2 separate regions of the Homo sapiens genome follow, and region 1 is linked to region 2. Evidence: chromatin loops called from intact Hi-C (ENCODE). Cell type or tissue: B cell. All regions are shown on one strand. Links, peaks and the distances in the headings refer to the core of each region. The heading gives the core; the rest is flanking DNA. Region 1 holds the start of HLA-DMB (major histocompatibility complex, class II, DM beta). Region 2 holds the start of HCG25 (HLA complex group 25).

Region 1 (9,151 bases), core at 1,152-9,151, 310 kb after region 2:
TTGGCTTTTTAATATGTGTTACTATTTAGTAGAACTAGTCTCCATTCCTTCACCACCTTCCCAAAAAATTTATTTTCCTTTTCTTTATCAAAATATTCTAAGATACTCTTGGACTTTATTTCCATGTACATTCTATAATCAGTTTGTTAAATTCTCCTGAAATCCTACTGTTACTTTAATTGGGGTAGCATTTAGGTTAGAGATGTGGGGAGAGGTTGTCATTATGTTAGCATGGCCTATCCATGAATATGGTATATCTCTACACCTCTCAGGTCTTTGTGCACTTCAATAAAGTTTTCTTTTTTCTTAAAATTCTTATATTTGATATGTTAATTCATAAATATGCTATGGTTTTTATTGTTATTATAAATAGTAGGCAATTTTCAGTTATTTTCCAATTGATTATTGGCAATACAGGATTTAAAGTAATAAATCCTGAGTTCAAGTAATGGTTTTATTACTTAGTATCTGGGTAAATCTGGGCAACCACTTAACCTCCCTCTGCCTCCATTTTCTCGTGGGTAAGATGAAGATAGCATTCTTCAATAGTTGTGGTGGCAAAAAATAAAATTAAAAAAGGAAAAATAGTTGTGGCAAATCAGATAGACTATCCCTAGTAGTTCAAATAATTTGACTGTAGGTTGGAAGGATGGTGAACTGACTACAGAAACTATAATCCAAAGGTCAGGGTCTAGAGCAGTGAATCCTGACAGGGTAGGAGGGTGTGTGTGTGGGCGGAGGTGAGGTAAGGGGTAGATGGCAGGGGTGGGGTGGGGATTGGACAGATTGGGCAAGTAATATAATCTTGGCAGGATGTAGGTGTGTGTAGTTTTGAAAAGACACTGAAGTCACGAATGTGGTCTTATGCTATGAGGCGTGATTAACTGGTTGAGCAATTTTGTGTTTATAAAATGGAGACTTCAGTTAAAACCGTCTGCCCCAAGAACCTGCGAACTGACATGGAGCAACTTTAGGAAGTGCCTAGAAGAGATTTATTATTATGGCCATACTCTCAGAAAAAAACAAGAAATCACATTTGTGACTTCCTCCAACGTGCAGTGCCAGTGACGTTATTGTAGCTTGTCTTTGTTTTAGCTAACCCAGGCTCTCGTAGGACACCTCCTCCCTGATGGCACCTCACAGCATTGTCAAGCTTGTGGAGCTATACACCAGACCTACAATGCCAACTGCCTTCCTCCTCTCCAACACAAATCCAGCCCAGTATTCAAGGCTCATTCCAGGCCCTCTCGACTGAGAGTACTCCCTGTCTACCATGTCCATGGTGATTTCTCTCTTCTCTTTTAAGACCACTGGCCTTATTGCTTACTTACTTTAATATAAACTATTTAAAGTGTTTGTTCTCACTCCCCAATTGACGTACAAGCAAAGCGATATGGGGGCAGAATCCATATCTTCTCACTCTGTATTTTCCCAGTAATGCTTTGCACACAAACCCTGGGACTAGTTTACTGCAGGCATGTGGTGGTCAGGCTAAGGGCAGAGGCAATGGGAAAGGAGAGGACTCACTCTTTGGGTGGTTGTGTAGAGGCAATAAAAGAAAGGCAACATGTGGGAACCTGGTTGGGGCTCCATACCTCTTCGGTCCCGGTGCTATATCAATAATTAACAAATAAGTAACAATGGACAGAGCAACTGAAATGTTATTTTGAATTGGCTAGAGGTGGAAAGACAGAGCTATATCTGTAAAAATGGAAGGGTTGGGAGGAGGAGAGGAAGGAAAACACTGCTGAGCACAGGTGTCTGGGTTTTCTGTCCTTCTTTATTCTAAAAAGCTCCCTCAGTGTTTGAATTAATAGAGAAGTGAAATCCTCTCCTACCATTTCCTGTTGTGGCCTCACAGAAGGTTTCACATCTCCTTTGACTGCCGGAGCAGAGATCTAGACATAAGAGGGAACTACATTCAGCCCCACTGTTACTGGCTAGGGCCATGTTCAGTGCTGGCACAGGACCACACAGCCAGTGCTCCCTTGCCAGGGCTAGGCTTTGTAGACATTGAAAAGGATCCCAGGACTTGGTTCCTATAAGGTTAGGCTAACAGCTTACCTGGGCAGGATGGGGAGGAATGTGAGGGGGAAATGTATTGGGGGGGTGTGGGGGAAAATTCAGTTTTGAAACTTGTCAAAAGAGAAAGTGGAAGGGACGGTGGTTCTCAGAGCAGAAGGAACTCTGAGGACAGGAAAGATAAGACTTGGGTGAATTGGGTTATGGATTGTGACTCTTCTCTTTCTCTCTTTCTCAGCGGAGGCCTCACTAACTCCCTTTATTTGAGCCATCCCAGTTCCAAGATGTAGTGAGTGTGTGGGCATGCTCAAGAGAGTGTGTATGTGTGTGTGTGTGTACACATGTGCATGTGTAACAGCTGTATAAGAAGAGGAGTTACAGCCTTTAGACCTTGGGTGTGAATCTTTGGACCTGTTTTCCAACCTGGGAAATGAGGACAATTAACAAGTTTTTTTTTTTTTTTTTTTTTTTTGAGACAGTCTCATTCTGTCACCCAGGCTGGAGTGCAGTGGCACGATCTCGGCTCACTGCAACCTCCACCTCCCAGGTTCAATCGATTCTCCTGCCTCAGCCTCCAGAGTAGCTGGGATTACAGGCACGCGCCACCACACCCAGCTAATTTTTGTATTTTTTGTAGAGACGGGGTTTCACCATGTTTGCCAGGCTGGTCTCAAACTCCTGACCTCAGGTGATATGCCTTCCTCAGCCTCCCAAAGTGCTGGGATTACAAGCGTGAGCCACCATGCCCGGCCAACAAGTCTTTTAAGATGAGATGAGATATTATAGAAAGGACCTACCTAGCACTGTATCTGTAGAAGCTCTACAGATTATGCACTCCCCACCCCATATTCTGCCCATTCCAACACACTTGACAGTTCGTTAGCAGAGTTAGAGTATATAAGCAAGGTGAGTGGGGGCAGTGGCTGGGAGCTATGGCAGAGCTTCAGTTAATCTCAATTAGTTACACAACGAATCTTTCGTTTTTGGTAATAATCTTTGTATGCATTTTTTATCCCCATTTTCTTCATAGGTGTTAGATTTTCCTGAGATCAGGGACTTTGAGGGAGGGCAGGTAAGTGTGGTGTCAAGGGGCCCCTTCCACAATCCTCTTTTGTTTAGCTCACTATTTAATAAAATCCAAGAGTTCTCAGAAACTAAGATGTGAAGAGGCAGCCCTGAAACCTACTGGGGAGCAGAAGGAAGCCAATTTAGAGTTTCAAGTTAGTGATGGAAAATCCATCAACTGTATAGTTCACAATGGGATAGAAGAATGAATTGCCGTTTAAAATCTGCTTTTTCAGGCCAGGCACGATGGCTCATGCCTGTAATCCTAGCACTTTAGGAGGCTGAGGTGGGTGGATCACTTGAGGTCAGGAGTTCAAGAACAGCCTGGCCAACATGATGAAACCCTGTCTCTACCAAAAAAAAAAAAAAGACAAAAACTAACCAGGAGTGGTGGCACATGACTGTAACCCCAGCTACTCAAGTGGCTGAGGCATGAGAGTCATTTGAACCCAGGAGGCGAAGATTGCAGTGAGCCGAGATTATCCCACTGTACTCCAGCCTAGGCGACAGAGTGAGACTTTCAAAAAAAAAACCTGTGAAAAAAATAAATACGCAAATACATAAAATCTGCCTTTTCAAGACACACACGTGACCAAGAAGCATATGAAAAAATGTTCAACATTACTAATGATTAGAAAAATGCAAATCAAAATCATAATGAGATACCGTCTCACACCAGTCAGAATGGCTATTATTAAAAAGTCAAAAAATAACAAATGTTGGAGAGGTTGCAGAGAAAACGGAAGGCTTATACACTGCTGGTGGGAACATAAATTAGTTCAGCCATTGAGGAAAGCAGTTTGGCAATTTCTCAAGAACCTTAAAACAGAGCTACCATTCGTCCCAGGAATCCCATTATTAGGCATATACCCAAAGGAGTATACATTGTTCTACCATAAGGACACATGCACATGAATGCTCACTGCAGCAGTATTCATAATAGCAAAGACATGGAATCAGCCTAAATGCCCACCAACAGTAGACTGTATAAAGAAAATGTGGTACATATACACCATGGAATACTCCACAGACAAAAAAGGACGAGATCACGTCTTTTGCAGCATCATGGATGGAGCTGGGGGCTGTTATCCTAGGCAAACTAACACAGGAGCAGAAAATGAAATACTGCATGTTCTCACTTTTATAAGTGGGAGCTAAACATTGAGTACACATGGACACAAAAAAGGGAATAATAGACACTGGGCCCTACTTGAGGGTGGAGGATGGGAGGAGGGAGAGGATCAAAACACTACCTATCAGATACTATACTTATTACCTGGGTGATGAAATAAATTTTTACGCCAAATCCCGATGACACACAATTTACCTATATAACAAACCTGCATGTGTACCCTTGAACCTAAAACAAAGGTTAAAATAATTTAAAATAAATAAAAAATAAAATCTTACTTGGTATTCTCAAAAAATAAAAAACAAAATCTGTCTTTTCAGGGGAAGAAAAGTAGGAAAGCTTTATCTCATTTTCCTAGTGGCTTCATAATGCAGGGACCTGCCCCCAGGGAACAGGGTATAGTAGGGGAAACACACAGGGGTGTTTAGAGTTTGGCGAAAGGCAGGTGAGCTCTGGGCACTGACCCGTCACCAGCTATTTTTCAAGGAGTCTGAGAGGTGTTAACCTGCGGTCTACCCCGTGAGATTGCTCAGAGTGTAGGAGGATATGGTTTACTAGCTCCGGAAAGCAGCTATTATAACTGAGGAGGAAATGAAGCTTGACTGGCTAGAACAGAAGCAACAATGGAGGCCCATGGAGGGATTTTCCAGGCCCCTATTCCTGATCTCCATGGTGGCGCTGCTTCCCTTATTCTGCAGTCTTGCTTTGAGACCAGACAATTCTGTACTCTGTCTGTGCCTTCTTCCTTCTCAGCAGCCCTGCCTCTGCCACCTGCCCCAGAAGGGCTCTGGGTCCTCTCATCTCAGGACAGACAAGGGTTTTTGTAATTATCTTCTTGGGTAACCTCCCTGTAAGGAATAGGAGAGGTTATCTGGTCCTGGTCTTTTGGGAGAGCATTGAGAAGAAAAAGTTAAACCAGTGGGCAGCCCAGGCTGCATACATCCTGGGAATATTGCGATTATTCTCTCCAGTAATCTACGGAAATCTACTGGTTGTTCTGCAGAAAAAGAATTAAGAGAGACAAGGAGACCTGTTGTCTAAGACTAAGGCAGGATGACGTTTACCTAGTAACTGATGATGCTAGGCTGAGGCACTCAGTGATTTGTCTCTACATTTGTCCCTGCCTACCTAGCCAATCTGTCCCTGTTTGGGACACTGGACTCCCGTGAGCTGGAAGGAACAGATTTAATATCTAGGGGCTGGGTATCCCCACATCACTCATTTGGGGGGTCAAGGGACCCGGGCAATATAGTATTCTGCTCAGTGTCTGGAGATCATCTACCCAGGCTGGGGCTTCTGGGACAGGCGAGGACCCACGGACCCTGGAAGAGCTGGTCCAGGGGACTGAACTCCCGGCATCTTTACAGAGCAGAGCATGATCACATTCCTGCCGCTGCTGCTGGGGCTCAGCCTGGGCTGCACAGGAGCAGGTAAGGACACTTCTTCTGGGGACTCTCCCTTCCCCTGCTCCTGTTTCAGGGTAAGGGTGTTCCGTTTTGTAATTGCATTTGACACCCCAGATAGTTTGTCTCCCTGGTATACATTCCTATAGCACTTTGTACTTTGTAGCAATTTTAATGTAATTAATCTGTATAATTATCTGTGCAGTGTATATTCCCTGCTGGAATATAGGCAAGGACAATGTTCATCTTATTTATTGCTGCCTCCTCAGCTCCTAGCACAGTGCCTTGCATGCAGCAAGTGCTTCATAAATATGTGCGAAGTGAATATTTAATATTTCCAGCACAATACAAGGCTGACTCTTTCTCTTGACCCTTTTTCTCTCTCAATAATTTGCCTTACTGAAGGTCTGTGTTCTGGGCAAATTGTCATGTTTAAACATGCAAATAATCTCGGGGGGCTACTCCTATCCCTGTGCTTAGTCTTGCATAAAGAGGAGACTGGATCTAAAAACTTATCTACTACTTCTACTGACTCCCTCAAATCAGACTTTCAGAAACTTCAGTGTATGAGCTTGGTCAGTAGATGTTCCCTGAGCAGGAAATCTGTGCCAGACTAGCTGGATGTCACCAAGGCTTAGGTTCTGAGCTGAATATAGGAAAAATCAACTTTTTTTCTTCTATATGCTCACACTCAACACTTCTTTGACCAACTGTGTGAGGTTTTTTTTTTTTTTTTACTCATACCAACCAATTCTCCTATATTAGCTGGATATCCTATAATTCAATTCCATTGTGACATTAACTAGAGTTAACATAGACACCAAAGGTTAAAGACTCAGTCCCATAAGACTGCCTCCATTTCAGACACCAATCACAAGTAGTAGGTTCCCAAATTACCCACATCTTCTGTCCAACTTGCCTACAAATCAGAGGTTCCCATGACCCCCTCCTTGGGGTTGGTAATTTGCTAAAGTGGCTTATGGAACTCAGGAAAAGTTTACTTATTATTGTAGATTTTTTACAAAGGATATTTTAATTGATAATAATAATTATAAATATTCATGGGGTGGATAATGATGTTTTAGTACATGTAATGTACAGTGATCAGATCAGATCATCATCTCATTTATCATTTCTTTGTGTTGGAAACATTCCATATCCTTCTTCTAGCGATTTGAAATGATATAAAGTATTATTGTTAATGACAGTCATCCCACAGTGGTATAGAACACTAGATCATAATTTTGCATCCTTTAACAAAGGATATTTTAAAGCATACAAAGGAACATCCAGATGAAGAGATACCAGATCTGGAAGGGTCCCAATCACAGGAGCTCTGTCCCCACAGAATTGGGGTACTTCACCTCCTGGCATGTGGATGTGTTTACCAACTGAGAAGTTCTCTGAACTCCATAGTTCCGGGATTTTTATGGAGGCTTCATCATGTAGGCATGACTGATTATTAACTCAATCTCCAGCCCCTTCCCCTTCAGGGAGTATGGGGGATGGGACTAAAAGTTCCAGACTTCTAATCATGACTTGGTCTTTCTGGTGACCAGCCCCTCCTGCAGGAGCCCACCAAGAGTACCTCATTAGAACAAAAGACACTCCTGTTATCTAGGAAATTCTAAGCGATTAGGCACTCTATGTCAGGAACCAGGGTCAAAGACAAAGCTCTGTGCAGAGCTCCTAAATATACGTCTGTATGTTTTATATATTTATTATTTGTGTATATTTATTATTTATATATTTATTTATTTATTGCCAGGCCAGTAGAAGACATTGACCTGTTCTCCCTTCCCTGGCTCCTCTAGGTGGCTTCGTGGCCCATGTGGAAAGCACCTGTCTGTTGGATGATGCTGGGACTCCAAAGGATTTCACATACTGCATCTCCTTCAACAAGGATCTGCTGACCTGCTGGGATCCAGAGGAGAATAAGATGGCCCCTTGCGAATTTGGGGTGCTGAATAGCTTGGCGAATGTCCTCTCACAGCACCTCAACCAAAAAGACACCCTGATGCAGCGCTTGCGCAATGGGCTTCAGAATTGTGCCACACACACCCAGCCCTTCTGGGGATCACTGACCAACAGGACACGTGAGGAGAGAGGGGTGCAGAGGGGCTACCAGGAAGTGCAGTTAGGAGGGCAGGCCAGGGAGGATCCCACAGTGGCCCAGGGGTTTGAGATTTGAGCAGCAAATAAGAGAAAATGTGTGGATCTGAAATGTAGAAAGACGGAGGATTGAACCTCAAGGGGAACAAGGTGGCTGACGTGAGTGGAACAGGAGTAAAGAAGGGGAGGTGAGGCTTGAACCGCGAGGTGCCATGTGGGGAGCTTATGCAGAGGCTGGGGCATCTCAGGATGCATACCCAAGATGTTCTTGCCTTGTTATCCCAGATTTTGATGTTCCAGATCTGATGTGGGCCCAGGCATGGGAATATTTGGAATCCCAGGGGATTCTGACACATGCTTTTTCTCACCCTTAAACTCTTGCATTGACAATGGCTTGAAGTTTGTGAAAGTAAACTTGAAGATCTCCACAGTACAGAACAGTGTGTCTCAAGGGTGGTTTCTGAACCACCTTTCTCAGAATTGCCTGGAGGAGGTGCTTGTTAAAGATGCAAGCCCCTTAGTACCACTCCAGATCTGTTGAAAGAAAGTATCTGGGGATACAGCCTAGGAAATCTGCATTTTAACATAATTCCTTGGATTTTTATTTAAGATTGTGTTTGAAAAATGTCAAGATAGAGGCAAGCAAGAGGATCACCTAGGAGAGTAAATTAGTAAAAGATGGCAGTATTAGCAATCTCATTAGTTTGACTACATTCATTCCAAATTTAAGAGTGAGTCCTAAGTTAGGCTTGTTTCCTTGAACTATGTGAGGAGAAAAAGCTTTAACTAGCAAAAGAACGTATTAAACAAGATTTGGAGAAAAATTCCTTTTCCACCTTAAAAAAACCCAATGTACAACTCTGGATTACTCTTAGCTTCCTTATTTCAAATACTTTCCAGTTTATGTACTTGAAATAAATACAACAACTTCTAGAACAGCTTGCAGTTCAGATCTGGCTTTTACTAATTGTAATCAAACATAATTCTGGAGGAGGAAAGAAAGAAAGGGGCAATGAAGGAATGGGAGAGAAGAAAGAGTAATGCAGGAATACATTCTAACGGTTCCCCTTCAAGGGGCAGCATGGCAGAGGGGGCTGGGGTGGAAAGTGGGTTGCAAAATCTACGAAGAGTTGCGATAGGGAAGAAACCAGGTTGAGGAAGCAGCCAGAATGTCACCCTCCTTCCTAAACATGTTTTTTTCTCCTATGCAGGGCCACCATCTGTGCAAGTAGCCAAAACCACTCCTTTTAACACGAGGGAGCCTGTGATGCTGGCCTGCTATGTGTGGGGCTTCTATCCAGCAGAAGTGACTATCACGTGGAGGAAGAACGGGAAGCTTGTCATGCCTCACAGCAGTGCGCACAAGACTGCCCAGCCCAATGGAGACTGGACATACCAGACCCTCTCCCATTTAGCC
Region 2 (12,992 bases), core at 2,348-10,347:
ATACCAACACCTATTGCTTATCCTCCTTCTGTGTCCCCCAGTTACTTTGAATTAAATCTTATACATATACAGATGAATATTATCACTTCATCTGTATCAGAATGTTATTTTTATTAAGAAAATTATTTTTGAGATAGGGCCTTGCTGTAGTGCCCAGGCTGGAGTGTAGTAGCATGATATAACTCCCTGCAGCCTCGAACTCCTGGGCTCAAGTGATCCTCCCACCTCAGCCTCCTAAGTAACTGGGACTACAGGTGTGTGCCACCACACCTGGTAACAGATGGTTTTAAAAACTACAATACATTATCACACTTAAAAAAATTATCTTATCTAAAATAACTATTCAGATTTTCCCAGTTATTTCATAAGTGATTTTTTTTTTTTTTTTTTTGAGACACAGTTTCACTCTTGTTGCCTCCAGGCTGGAGTGCAATGGCCCGATCTTGGCACACTCCAACATCTGCCTCCCGGGTTCAAGCAATTCTCCTGCCTCAGTCTCCTGAGTAGCTGGGATTATAGACACCCACCACCACGCCCAGCTAATTTTTGTATTTTTAGTAGAGACAGGATTTCACCATGTTGGCCAGGCTGGTCTCAAACTCCTGACCTCAGGTGATCTACCCGCCTCAGCCTCCCAAAATGCTGGGATTACAGGCATGAGCCACTGTGCCTGGCCTTCATAAATGATTTTTATGGTTCAAATCAGGATCCATATAAAGTCCATATATGTGTCTTTTTTTAGTCTATAGATTTCCCTTCCATCTCCTCTGCAATTTATTTTTGGAAGAAACTGAGTTATTGAGTCATTTGTCATCTAGAATGATGTACAGTTTAGATTTTGCTGACTGCATTCCATGGTGTGGCCAAACTTCCTCTGTCTGGTGTATTTCTCATAAGTGTGTAATTAGATGGAAAGGCTTGGTCAGATTTAAATTAGTTTTTTTTTTTCTACAGGGATATTTGAGAGGTAGTGGTATGTATTTCCATCAGGAAGCACATAATGTCTTCTTGGCTCTCTTTGTGATGTTAGTAGCCATCAATTTCAGTGCCTAGATACATTAATTAGATTTCTGTATCTCCTACTATCTCAAAATTTTCCATCTTCTGTCTGTGCTACATTCTGAGTCCTTTCTTCAGTTATAAATTCTAATTCATTGTATAATTCTTGTTAATCTGTTGACTTTCTAAAACTGGCTTTTCATATCTAAAAAAATTTCCTTTTTTCAAGTCTGTTCATTCCTCATAGTTCTTACTAATTGGTCATTTTTACATCCTTTTTTTTTTTTTTTTTTTTTGAGACGGAGTCTTGCTCTGTCATCCAGGCTGGAGTGCAGTGGCATGATCTCTGCTCACTGCAACCTCCGCCTCCCAAGTTCAAGTGATTCTCTTGCCTCAGTCTCCCGAGTAGCTGGGATTATAGGCATCCACCATCATGCCCAGCTAATTTTTGTATTTTTAGTAGAGATGGGGTTTCATCATGTTGGCCAGGCTGGTCTTGAACTCCTGACCTCAGGTGATCTGCCCACCTCAGCCTCCCAAAGTGCTGGGATTACAGGCGTGAGCCACTGTGCCCGGCCTATCCTTAACTTTAGACATTGCACACAGTACAACTGCTATCCGTATCGGATAGTTCTTAAGGTCAGCAGCTATTGCTTATTGTGTCTGCTGACTCTCTTGGTAGCTGCCCTTCTTTTGTGTCTAGTGATCTTTGAGTTCATTGTTTGATCTTAACCAGGGGAACTGTATGGGCCAAAATTAGGATTGAGGATATTTTTCTCCATAGAGGATTTTCCTTAACTTTTGCAGCAGCTGAAAGATGCCATTCAGATGGATCTACATTAGTCATGATGCCAGAATTGGGCAAATCTGCTGACACCAGGACACCTGTGTATATGTGTTTGTGTCTTTCCAGGAATTCATTGAAGAGTTGCTGTCTCCCCCTTTTGGGGGTTTAGTGGCATTTGTGAAGGAGGCTGAGGCTTTGATTGAGCGTGGACAGGCTGAGCGACTTCGAGGGGAAGAAGGTATGAGGAAAATATGGTAATGATGGGATCAGTGGTAAGGGAAGTGGAAAAGAAAAATGAAAGGATGCAGATTACATGGTGGGGGAATAGAGTATGAAAGACTGGATTGAGAGAATACCAGAAAAGAGGGTTTGATGATAAGGATGGCTATACCTTGGGGAGAACTTAGTGGAGTTGAAGATCAGCCAGATCCCTCTCTGACACTGTTTCCTCCTGCTATTAGCCCGGGTAACTCAGCTGATCCGTGGCTTTGGTAGTTCCTGGAAATCATCAGTGGAATCTCTGAGTCAGGATGTAATGCGGAGTTTCACCAACTTCAGAAATGGCACCAGTATCATTCAGGTGACCTGCAAGTCCCAGGCCCCACTCAGATCCCCCATCATTAATTATTTTCCCCATCTTTTTGCTGGGCTCAGCATCATCTAAGTGACCCTTGGTCTTCAGTTACTAGCTGTGCCCAAAGTTCTGTATGAGCCCTAACCTGATTCTTTTTTTTTTGTTTGTTTTGTTTTTTTTTTGAGACAGAGTCTAGCTCTGTTGTCCAGGCTGGAGTGCAGTGGCACAGTCTCGGCTCACTGCAACCTCTGCCTCCCAGGTTCAAGTGATTTTCCTGCCTCAGCCTCCCAAGTAGCTGGGATTACAGGTGCCTGCCACCACAACCAGCTAATTTTCGTATTTGTAGTAGAGATGGGGTTTCACTGTGTTGGCCAGGCTGGTCTCGAATTCCTGACCTCGTGATCTGCCCGCCATGGCCTCCCACAGTGCTGGGATTACAAGTGTGAGCCACTGCGCCTGGCCGCCTAACCTGATTCTTAATCATCACTATTAGCACCATTTTACGGTTTGATCCCTCAATGACTTTCTTTGACCAGGGAGCGCTGACCCAGCTGATCCAGCTCTATCATCGCTTCCACCGGGTGCTGTCCCAGCCGCAGCTCCGAGCCCTCCCTGCCCGGGCTGAGCTCATCAACATTCACCACCTTATGGTGGAGCTCAAGAAGCATAAGCCCAACTTCTGATGTGCCAGAAACCGCCCTGAGATCTGCCGGTCATCTCCATGGACTTCTGCACCCCATTCCATACCCTTCTTCACCTGGGGTACCCCTTCCAGTTTTCCCCTTGCTTCCCAGGCCCTTGACATGGCTTACCTGCCTTCACTCCCAGCACCTTGCCCAACAGGATAAGCTGGATCCCCTTGGCCTTCTGAATATCCCAGTGTCTTCAGGTTTCCCAAGACCACTTCCCTGTGGGCTTCCAAAATGGCCTTTATCATTTCTCCAGTCTGTCACCCTCCTTTCCTGCTCCCATACACCCAAGGCTTGTTTCTTCCCCTGTAAAAACCACTGCCTCAATCTCTGGTTCACTCAACTAGTCACCATGTCCTGAGGCATGAAGCCTCCTCAGCTCTTGGAATTGCTGGCAAGGGGTGACTGCCTCTGAGTCATTGTGTTTTTCAAAGTGATTTCTTTTCTGTAGCTTTTTGACCTAAGATCTCAGCAATTTGAACACTAACCTCTCCCCTCCTGGCTCAAGAATTACTCCGAAGTCAGTCTGCAGAAAATAAATATTTAGTATGACATGACACTTATCCCATTTCCTTTCTCCTTCCTCCTGAAGGTTTTTCAGGTGGCCCCATCTCTAGAATGACCTTTCCTTTCTGACTACTTCCTGGGCTTACATCCCTTCTGGTGGGTGTAACCTCTAACCTCTAGCTACTCCCAGGCCATTGGAGGAAGGTGGCCCCTGGCTAAAATAGCAGATGCTGCAAGGGATGAGAACCAGGCCGCGCAGCCCCAGACACTGTCCCAAGGGCTCCCTTGGGACAAGCCCAAGCTGACTCTGGAATCCCTCCTCCGTAGCAGCTCCATAGCTCCTCTGGTTGTGGCTGTGACAGCCCCTTGCTCGGGGGCTGCAGCACCCAACCCACACCCACACCGTTGGGGCAGGGCTAGACCAGGCGAAATTCGTACCATCCGTTTGTTTGACTTGGAGCCTTCCTGCTGTCCTCGCCTATACGCCTCGTTTGAACTTAGGCTCTAGACTGGAGAGACACGGGGACCCCTTTAAGGCCTAAGAAGAGAGGCGCAGTTAAGGAAAAATGTTACGTTTCCTGTGTCCTCCACCCCTACGGCCTAAACATTCCCTCCCCAGGTCCCTGGAGAGTGGTGGAAAGCGGTTCCTCCCCGCTTAGGCCCTTCGGATGCAGGTCTAGCCCGTCGGCAACGGGAGGTGTCCTGAGTGGGTCTGTGACTGCCGAGCACACCCGCCGCGGAGCGGAGGCTGCTGCTTCCTGAGGCTGAGAGTGGATCCGGCTCCGGGCTCTCCTAATTGGCGGACGCTGGGGGGCGGCGTGGTAAGGCAGAACGGAGCGGCATCTCAGCTCTCGCCTTTTCAGGGTTCCGCCCCATATCCGAGAGCCGCTCTCTAATTGGCTTGGGAAACCGTATCTCAGCGCTTTGGCCTAGCGACTTTGAACGTGTTTGCGCCTGAGACCGAAGTGCAGAAGAGGGCGAGCGCAGGAGGAGAGGCTTGGTGAATCAGCGATTCCTGATTGGCCAGGCGTGCCTTGAGGGCGGGGCCAGAACTGCGTCCTTAACTGACCTCGCCCTTGCCCAGATCACCGCCTCCGCGTTGCTCCGGGTTTACCCCGCCTGACTCGCTGCGCTATGCGTTCCCTCACGCCTGCCGGATGCCAGGCGGCGATGTGCCAGGCTCTGAGGGGCCGCGAGCTCACCCCAGACGCCGGCCCCGGGAATCCTCTGCTCCTCCACTTTCCCTTCCCGCTACTGGTTTCTTGCCCACCCACTCCCAGGTGTCACTCTTGGGACATCCAGATGTTCTGACATTTGACCTGACTCCAGCCTCAGCGCGAGGACGGGAGAAGGGCCAAGGGTATGAGATTTTGGACAGGAGAGGCATTGGCTACTCTGACAAAGAGCGTGGATTCCCAAAGAAAGGGTCCCCAGATACCCCGCAGGGGAGACTGTCGAGACAGGCGACTTTAGCCAACTAATGCTCGCACGCGAGGAGGGCTGTGCAGGCAGGCACCACGGTTCTTCACAGCCTTCCTTCTTTCCTTCCCCTGTCCGTCGCAGAACCCAAATCCTCAGAGCTGATCGAGAAGCGCGTGTTGTTGCAGAAGTCACTGAGGGGCAGACCTGGAATGTGAGCCGTGGGGCGAAGGGACAGCTCTGGAGACTCGTGATTCCGGAACCCGGTGGGCATTCAAGTGATACTGGAGCACGCAGTTTTCGGGGACATTAAGCTCGCCCCAGGGGTCCACAGGAACCCTCTGACCCAACGGTCTCTCTGGACAGGATGATCCAGAACAGACGGTGAAGAGACAAAACAGCGTGAAAGGGAGCGGCGATACCTAAACTGACCTCCGGAGGGCAGCATGATCAAGGGAAGGAGCTGTTCTCGCTCCGCTCAAACCCCCGCGCAGCCTCTGCAGCTTACTCCTGCTTCGGAAGGCGGCGAGGTTCCACCCCCACCACCCCGGTCCCCGCCGCCCTCTTCGCGCTGAAGCTGCGGAGGGTCTTTTTCTTCAGCCCCCAAATCCTCTGCTCTGTGGCTTAAGATTCCCAGGCTTAAACCCATAACTGCTAGGGTCATCACTCCTCAAACTTCTCCCTCACTTGTTTTGCTGATGACGGACACAGGGGCCTCACAGACTCAGAAGCATCTGGAGTCATTTCGAAGGACAGAACTGTGGCAATATCCTCTTTCCCCCTCCTAATCTCTGAGAACAGTGTCTGTATATGGCACGGGGGTCCCTAGTGTCATATAGAAGGACTCGGAGATGTCCTCATGGGCTGTAACGGCCCCCGGTGCTATTCAGGGATCTCTGTTCTTTAAAGAAATATCATTTCCCCTTATTTCTCTACCTTTGTGCCCTCACCTCGCCCTGAATTGTTTCTTAAACTGGGCTTTCTGGGAAACGTTTACTTCGTGTTCAACAGCAAAGTCTCGGCATAAGGCGAGGGCGGCAGGGGGTGGGGGGCGGGCGTTTGCTCGCCTTGGCATTAATTTCAGAGCTGCTGAACGTGGACAAAAGAGAGGGAACATCCTCCTTTCTTCCATTCCTGTAAATATGGACCCACCCACCCTCCACTTAAGATGGGTGGCTTTTCTGATTTTAAGATATCAAGCAGCCTGGCGAGGTGGCTGACACCTGGGATCCCAGAACTTTGGGAAGCCGAGGCGGGAAGATCCCTTAAGGCCAGGAGTTCTAGACCAGCCTGGCCAATATGGCGAAAACCCATCTCTACTAAAAATACAAAAATTAGCCTGGCGTGGTGGTGCCTGCCTATAATCCCAGCTACTAGGGTGGCTGAGTCAGGAGAGTCGCTTGAACCTGGGAGGCGGAGGTTGTAATGAGCCGAGATGGCCACTGCACTCCAGCCTGGGTGACAGTGAGACTCTGTCTCAAAAATAATAATAATAATAATAATAAAAAGATATAAATTGGCTGGGCTTTAAAATAAAGTAGTCAGAGGCCCAGGGTGGTGACTCATGCCTGTAATCCTTTTGGAAGGCAGAGGCCAGAGGATCTTGAGCACAGGAGTTTGAGACTAGCCTGGGCAACATAGGGAGACCCATCTCTACCAAAAAAAAAAAAAAAAAAAAGCAAAAAGCCAAGCATGGTGGCCCATGCCTGTGGTCCCAGCTAGTTGTGAGGCTGAGGCAGGAGGATTGCTTGAGAACAGGAGTTAGAGATTGCAGTGAGCTATGATTGCACTACTGCACTCCAGCCTGGGTGACAGAGTGAGACCCTATCTCTTTTTAAAAAATTAAAAAACAAAGTAGATTTAGTGTGAAGATTCAAGGAAAGAAAGAGAAAGCAAGACAAAACTTTAAGGAGAGGAGAATCGAAATTGGCTGACTTCACCCTGGACATAATGGACACAGCTATTCATGTTACGTACTAGCGTTAACAAAGTGTTTTCAGAAGCAGTTGTCATTAAACCAACACATTTATTGAAGCTCTTCTCTGTGTTCTGTGATAGGCACTGCGGATTCAGCAGAGACTAAATCAAAGTCCTTGATCTCGGAGAGCACATATTTCATCTAATTGAATTCACATACCAGCCTTATGAGGAGGTGTTCTTCCTGTTTCAGGTAATGAGCTTGAATTTCAAATAATGAGTTCAAAACCATATAGGCACTCAGTGGCTGAACCTTCTGTGCCCACATTCAGCTTTTGTTCTATGACTCCAGGCTGGGAGTCATGGAGCTGAGGAGGCAGCCGGTTGTAGAGAAGCAACAGATTAATAAGTAATAGTAAATTATTGAAAAAATATTTACAGAACTGAAGGAAAAGCTGAACAGGCGGTCTTTGGAAAGGACAGAAGCCAGGATAGTTCCAGCATCCAGGCAGCAGACACCAATGGTCAGTGCTTCTACTTTGGATCAAAAAGAGAGAACTCCAATAGGCTTAGGGTGGGTCAGGTGCTCACACTCATCTGAGGAAGGGGAGGGTCCCTTGAGGAATAGTACCATAGACTACCCAATGTTGGAGGATAATGGCCCCAACGCAAAAATGGGATCTTGCCACCAGACAAATGGGATATAGATGCCAGGCTGCAAAATCCAACAAATGTACACGTGCCCAAATCCCGACTCCATCACTAATAGCCATGCAATCCTCTGACTATCAATTAGATTAATTGACACTCTTTTTTCTCTCGCTACTGTGGTACATGCAGTAGTTACCTTTATTCTTCACTTTGTTTTCTCATAAGACTAACAAGCAGTTTTTTAAAATAAAGAAATAAAAGCAAAATTGCTTATTGTCTTAGTCTATTCATTGGCAAACTAGTAACATTAAATAAACTCCAGACAGAGCCACTGGAGAAGAATCAAGTACAACTTAGTAGAAATAACACCGTATGTGTGAAGGTGAGTGTGTGTGTGTGTGTGTGTGTGTGTGTGTGTGTGTGTGTGATGGAAAATACTTTGTCCTGCCCAAACTGTAAGTCATGACCATGCCCCTCTCAGCAGAAGTTTATCTTCATCTCATTTGGAAGTTTATAAGAACACAGCTTAAAAAAAACCTGTGATTTTGGAGCAAGGTCAAGCCTTTGCTATTGCTTCCACATTTTGTTTTGTTTTATTTATTTATTTACTTTTCAGTTTTTTGGAGTTTTCTTTATTTGTTTGTGTTTTTGAGACAGGGTCTCGCTCTGTTGCCCAGGCTGGAGTGCAGAGGCACCATCTCGGCTCACTGCAACCTCTGCCTCCCGGGTTCAAGCGATTCCCCTGGCTTAGCCTACTGAGTAGCTGGGATTACTGGCACGCACCACCACATCCAGCTAATTTTTGTATTTTCAGTAGACACTGAAATACATGTTTGCCATGTTGGCTGGGCTGGTCTCAAACTCCTGGCCTCATGTGATCTGCCTGCCTCGGCCTCCCAAAGTGCTGGGATTACAGGCATGAGCCACCACGCCTGCCTAGTTTTTAGTTTTTTGAGACAGAGTCTTGCTCAGTTACCCAGGCTGGAATGCAGTGGCATGATCACAGTTTACTGCAGCCTCGACCTCATGGATTTAAGCAATCCTCCCACCTCAGCCTCTGGGATAGCTGGGACTACAGTCATGTGCCACCACACCTGGCTAATTTTTGTATTTTTTGGTAAACGAGGTTTCACCATGTTGCCCAGGCTGGTCTTGAACTCCTGAGCTCAAGTGATCTCCTACCTCGGCCTCCCAAAGTGTTGGAATTACAGGCATGAGCCACTGCCCCAGCTGTTTTATTAATTTAGTTAAAAATATATGAAAAGAGGCCCTGCGCGGTGGCTCACGCCTGTAATCCCAGCACTTTGGGAGGCTGAGGTGGGCGGATCACCTGCGGTTTTGGAGTTCAAGACCAGCCTGACCAACATGGAGAAACCCCATCTCTACTAAAAATATAAAAAATCAGCTAGGCATGGTGGCACATACCTGTAATCTCAGCTACTCGAGAGGCTGAGGCAGGAGAATTGCCCTAACCCAGAGGAGGTTGTGGTGAGCCAAGATTGCGCCATTGCACTCCAGCCTGGGCAACAAGAGCGAAACTCTGTCTCAAAAAAAAAAGTATATATATATATATATATATATGAAAAGGCTGGGTGCGGTGGCTCACGCCTGTAATCCTAACACTTTGGGAGGCTGAGGCAGGTGGATCACCTGAGGTCAGGAATTTGAGACCAGCCTGGCCAACATGGCAAAACCGTGTCTCTACTAAAAATAAAAAAATTAGCCAGGCATGGTGGCAGGCGCCTGTAATCCCAACTACTTGGGAGGCTGAGGCAGGTGGATCACCTGAGGTCAGGAATTTGAGACCAGCCTGGCCAACATGGCAAAACCCTGTCCCTACTAAAAATACAAAAATTAGCCAGGCATGGTGGCAGGTGCCTGTAATCCCAACTACTTGGGAGGCTGAGGCAGGAGAATTGCTTGAACTCAGGGGGCAGAAGTTGGCAGTGAGCCAAGATCACACCATTTCACTCCAGTCTGGGCAAAAGAGCAAGATTCTGTCTCAAAAAAAAAAAAAAAAAAAAAAAAAAAAAATATATATATATATATATATATATATATATATATATATATATATATATATACATACATACACACACACATACACACATACAGGCACTAGCCAGGCGTGGTGGCTCATGCCTGTAATCCCAGCACTTTGGGAGGCCGAGGCGGGCAGATCACAAAACAGGCAGGGCATGGTGGTCCACGCCTGTAATCCTAGCACTTTGGGAGGCTGAGGTGGGCAGATCACTTGAGCACAGGAGTTCGAGACTAGCCTGAGCAACATGGCGAAACTCTGTCTCTACCAAAAATACAAAAATTAGCTGGGTGTGGTGGTGCATGCCAGTAATCCCAGCTACTCCGGAGGCTGAGAGGCAGGAGGATTGCTTGGGGAGGCAGAGGTTGCAGTGAGCCGAGATGGCACCACTAGACTCCAGCCCAGGTGACAGAGGGAGACCCTGTCTCAAAAAAAAAAAAAAAAAAGAAAGAAAAGAAGAAAAGAAAAACAAATCACCTGCCTTATGAAGAAACAGTTTGTAATAGATATAAGACACAGAATGTGCAGCCCCTGGTATGGAATAAGTCCTTAGAAAATGTTAGTTTCCTCTCTGTCCCTGTGTGACATGAAGGGAATTCCAGGGCCAGTGCCACTTCCTGGTGGTTTCCCTCACTTAAGTGCTGTGTACCCCATTGCAAAAGCATGTCTTCCAGGTTCCTGATACCACATCCCATGTCCTCTGCCTTTGGGGCTCTCATAGGATTAAGTGTCATTTTCCCTATGAACTAGAAAAGAATCTTCTGAACGTCTGCCTTGGGACTGATGATATAGCTGAGCTGAAAGGACAATTAGTTTTCCTCCCCAGACCAACCCAACCTTCAAGGCTGGGGACTCATTTGATGCTCCCATTCAAACATTTGGAGAAAATTGTCTCTGAGTACCAGGTCTTTTTAGCATATTTTCTCCAAATGTTACATCCTTAGGGGCTTTGAATAGTAGAAGAGCCTTCAACATTGGTTCAGATGGAAGCATGCAGGCATGTGGAGAGTTGCCACTCCCTGATCCCTGAAACAAGGCTTAGGATGGAAAAGAGCCTCCTGGGGAGGTTGGCTCTGAATGTAAAGCTGGGAGAGGCACCTCCTGTCAACCTAAGGGCTTGTTGGTAGGGGCAACATGTTGACCTGGCTTCCTTCCCACTCTGAGACATCACTGGCTCTCATGCAGAGCTATTTTCCTTCTTTCTTTCTTTCTTTCTTTCTTTCTTCTTTCTTTCTTTCTTTCTTTCTTTCTTTCTTTCTTTCTTTCTTTCTTTCTTTCTTTTCTTTTCTTTTCTTTCTTTCTTTTTTTTTTTGAGACGGAGTTTCACTCTTGTTGCCCAGGCTAGAGTGCAACGGCACGATCTCAGCTCACCACAACTGCCACCTCCCTGGGCCAAGCAATTCTCGTGCCTCAGCCTCCCGAGTAGCTGGGATTACAGGCATGTGCCACCATGCCCAGCTAATTTTGTATTTTTAGTAGAGATGGGGTTTCTCCTTGTTGGTCAGGCTCGTCTCAAACTCCCAACCTCAGGTGATCCACCTGCCTTGGCCTCCCAAAGTGCTGGGATTACAGGAGTAAGCTGCCGTGCCTGGCCTTTCATTCTTTTCTTTCCTTCTTTCCTTCTTTCCTTCCTTCCTTCTTTCCTTCTTTCCTTCCTTCCTTCCTCCCTCCTTCCCTCCCTCCCTCCTTTCTTCTTTCTTCTCTTTCTTTCTCCTTCCTTCCTTCTCTCTCTCTTTTCTTTTCTTTCTTCTTTCTGGGTTTCGCTCTATTGCCGAGGCTGGAGTGCAGTGAGTGGCACGATCACGGCTCACTGTAGCCTCAACTTCCTAGGCTCCAGCGATCCTCCTACCTCAGCCTCCTTAGTAGCTGGGATTGCAGGCATGAGCCACTGTGCCCAGTGTAATGCAGGGCTCTTCATCCAGGATCCCAAAGGGCAAACAAAAATAGGAGAAAATTACATTTCATTTTCACTAATCTCTAACTGAAATTTAGCATTTTCTCCAATGATAAATGTAGGCAATAAACCTACACCGGTATTTGTAGTACATGTGACTGTTGTTAATAGAATTTACACATTTGTGTCATCTTCCAGTAGTTGCAGAAATTTCAAAATGTCATGTATGCTCACGGTTACTTTGTAGTTAGTGGTAGTGGTTAGACTCACCACTAGATCTTCTTCTTACACATTTTGTTTCATTTTGACAACTGTACTTCAATATGATTGTTTTCCTTTGTAATCCCATTTATTTTACTTTATGCAGTTGAAGATTATTCTGACACTCCACAGACTTCACCAGACTTCCAAAACCTGTCCTAGACGTAAAAAGTTAAGAAACCTTAAATCTCTAATGATGCTGTCATTTCCTGTTTTGTATTATCTTACAACCAGGGTAATTAGGAATGCCTTCTTCTTCTTCTTTTTTTTTTTTTTTTTTTGAGACGGAGTCTTGCCCTGTCACCCAGGCTGGAGTGCAGTGGCACAATCTTGGCTCACTGCAACCTCTGCCTCCCGGGTTCAAGTGATTCTCCTGCCTCAGCCTCCCAAGTAGGTGGGATTGCAGGCATCCACCACCATGCCCAGCTATTTTTTTGTATATTTAGTAGAGATGGGGTTTCACCATGTTGGCCAGGCTGGTCTTGAACTCCTGACATCAGGTGATCCACCCACCTCAGCCTCCCAAAGTGCTGGGATTACAGGCATGAGCCACCGTGCCTGGCTTGCTTTCTTCTTGTTTAAACTAAAGGTCTTCTTGTAAAATTCCTGCTTATATTTTCTTCATTATTACTCAAATTCAATTATTCATTTATTTGCCAAATATTTAGAAAACACTTCTCTTGTACAAAACCATGCTGCATAAAACTGTTATTATGCGAAAAATAATCCTTACTCGCCATGCCCTCTACCCCGACCCCCCAACCCCATTTACAATCTGGTAGAGCTGGACTGTTTACCCACATAGGACACACAGGCTGCAGCTTACCATGGGCAGGGAGTGGGGATGGTTGTTCCAGGTGCAGGTAATAAGAAGGTGTATTGTCTGTGGAGAATTTAAAAATAATTCTAAAACCAACTTTTTTTTTTTTTTTTTTTTTGAGATGGAGTCTGACTCTTTGGCCCAGGCTGGAGTGCAGTGGCACCATCTTGGCTCACTGCAGCCTCTGCCTCCCGGGTTCCAGTGATTCTCCTGCCTCAGCCTCCCAGGTAGCTGGCATTACAGGCACACACCACCACGCCAGGCTAATTTTTGTGTTTTTAGTAGAGACGGGGTTTTACCACGTTGGCCAGGCTGGTCTTGAACTCCTGACCTCAGGTGATCTGCCCACCTCACCCTCCCAAAGTGCTAGGATTACAGGTGTGAGCCACTGCGCCCAGCCTGAAGCCAACTTTTTATTGATACTGCGCACCAG

The links. A loop is a pair of places that touch in the nucleus more often than their neighbours do. Peaks named below come from ENCODE experiments on the same cell type or tissue, not always from the same donor. Only the 100,000 strongest peaks of a DNase experiment are listed, where the experiment ranks them.
Region 1: a loop joins it to region 2, with 3 times the contacts of the local background. A loop is called at or near these places in 5 of 110 quality-filtered maps.

The regions. Positions count from the first base shown.
Region 1 is chr6:32,937,251-32,946,401 of GRCh38, reverse strand. HLA-DMB (major histocompatibility complex, class II, DM beta) reads left to right here and starts at 5,374. Exons shown (of 6, transcript NM_002118.5): 1 at 5,374-5,649; 2 at 7,437-7,718; 3 at 8,946-9,151. The coding sequence starts at 5,595. In B cell, for the core only: no CTCF peak of the experiment used is centred there; DNase peaks (open chromatin) are centred at 1,891, 4,781 and 5,281; H3K4me3 peaks cover 7,558 bases; H3K27ac peaks cover 8,000 bases.
Region 2 is chr6:33,240,892-33,253,883 of GRCh38, reverse strand. VPS52 (VPS52 subunit of GARP complex) reads left to right here. Exons shown (of 20, transcript NM_022553.6): 18 at 1,913-2,024; 19 at 2,248-2,366; 20 at 2,897-3,606. The coding sequence ends at 3,043. It overlaps HCG25 (HLA complex group 25), which reads right to left and starts at 4,348. Exons shown (of 5, transcript NR_044997.1): 1 at 4,229-4,348; 2 at 3,995-4,094; 3 at 3,173-3,268; 4 at 2,178-2,371. It overlaps LOC105375022 (a long non-coding RNA gene), which reads left to right and starts at 7,011. Exons shown (of 2, transcript NR_187834.1): 1 at 7,011-7,145; 2 at 7,334-7,809. In B cell, for the core only: CTCF peaks have their summits at 5,217 and 5,418 (motif pointing right); DNase peaks (open chromatin) are centred at 3,223, 4,503 and 5,413; H3K4me3 peaks cover 2,345 bases; H3K27ac peaks cover 1,675 bases; H3K27me3 peaks cover 353 bases.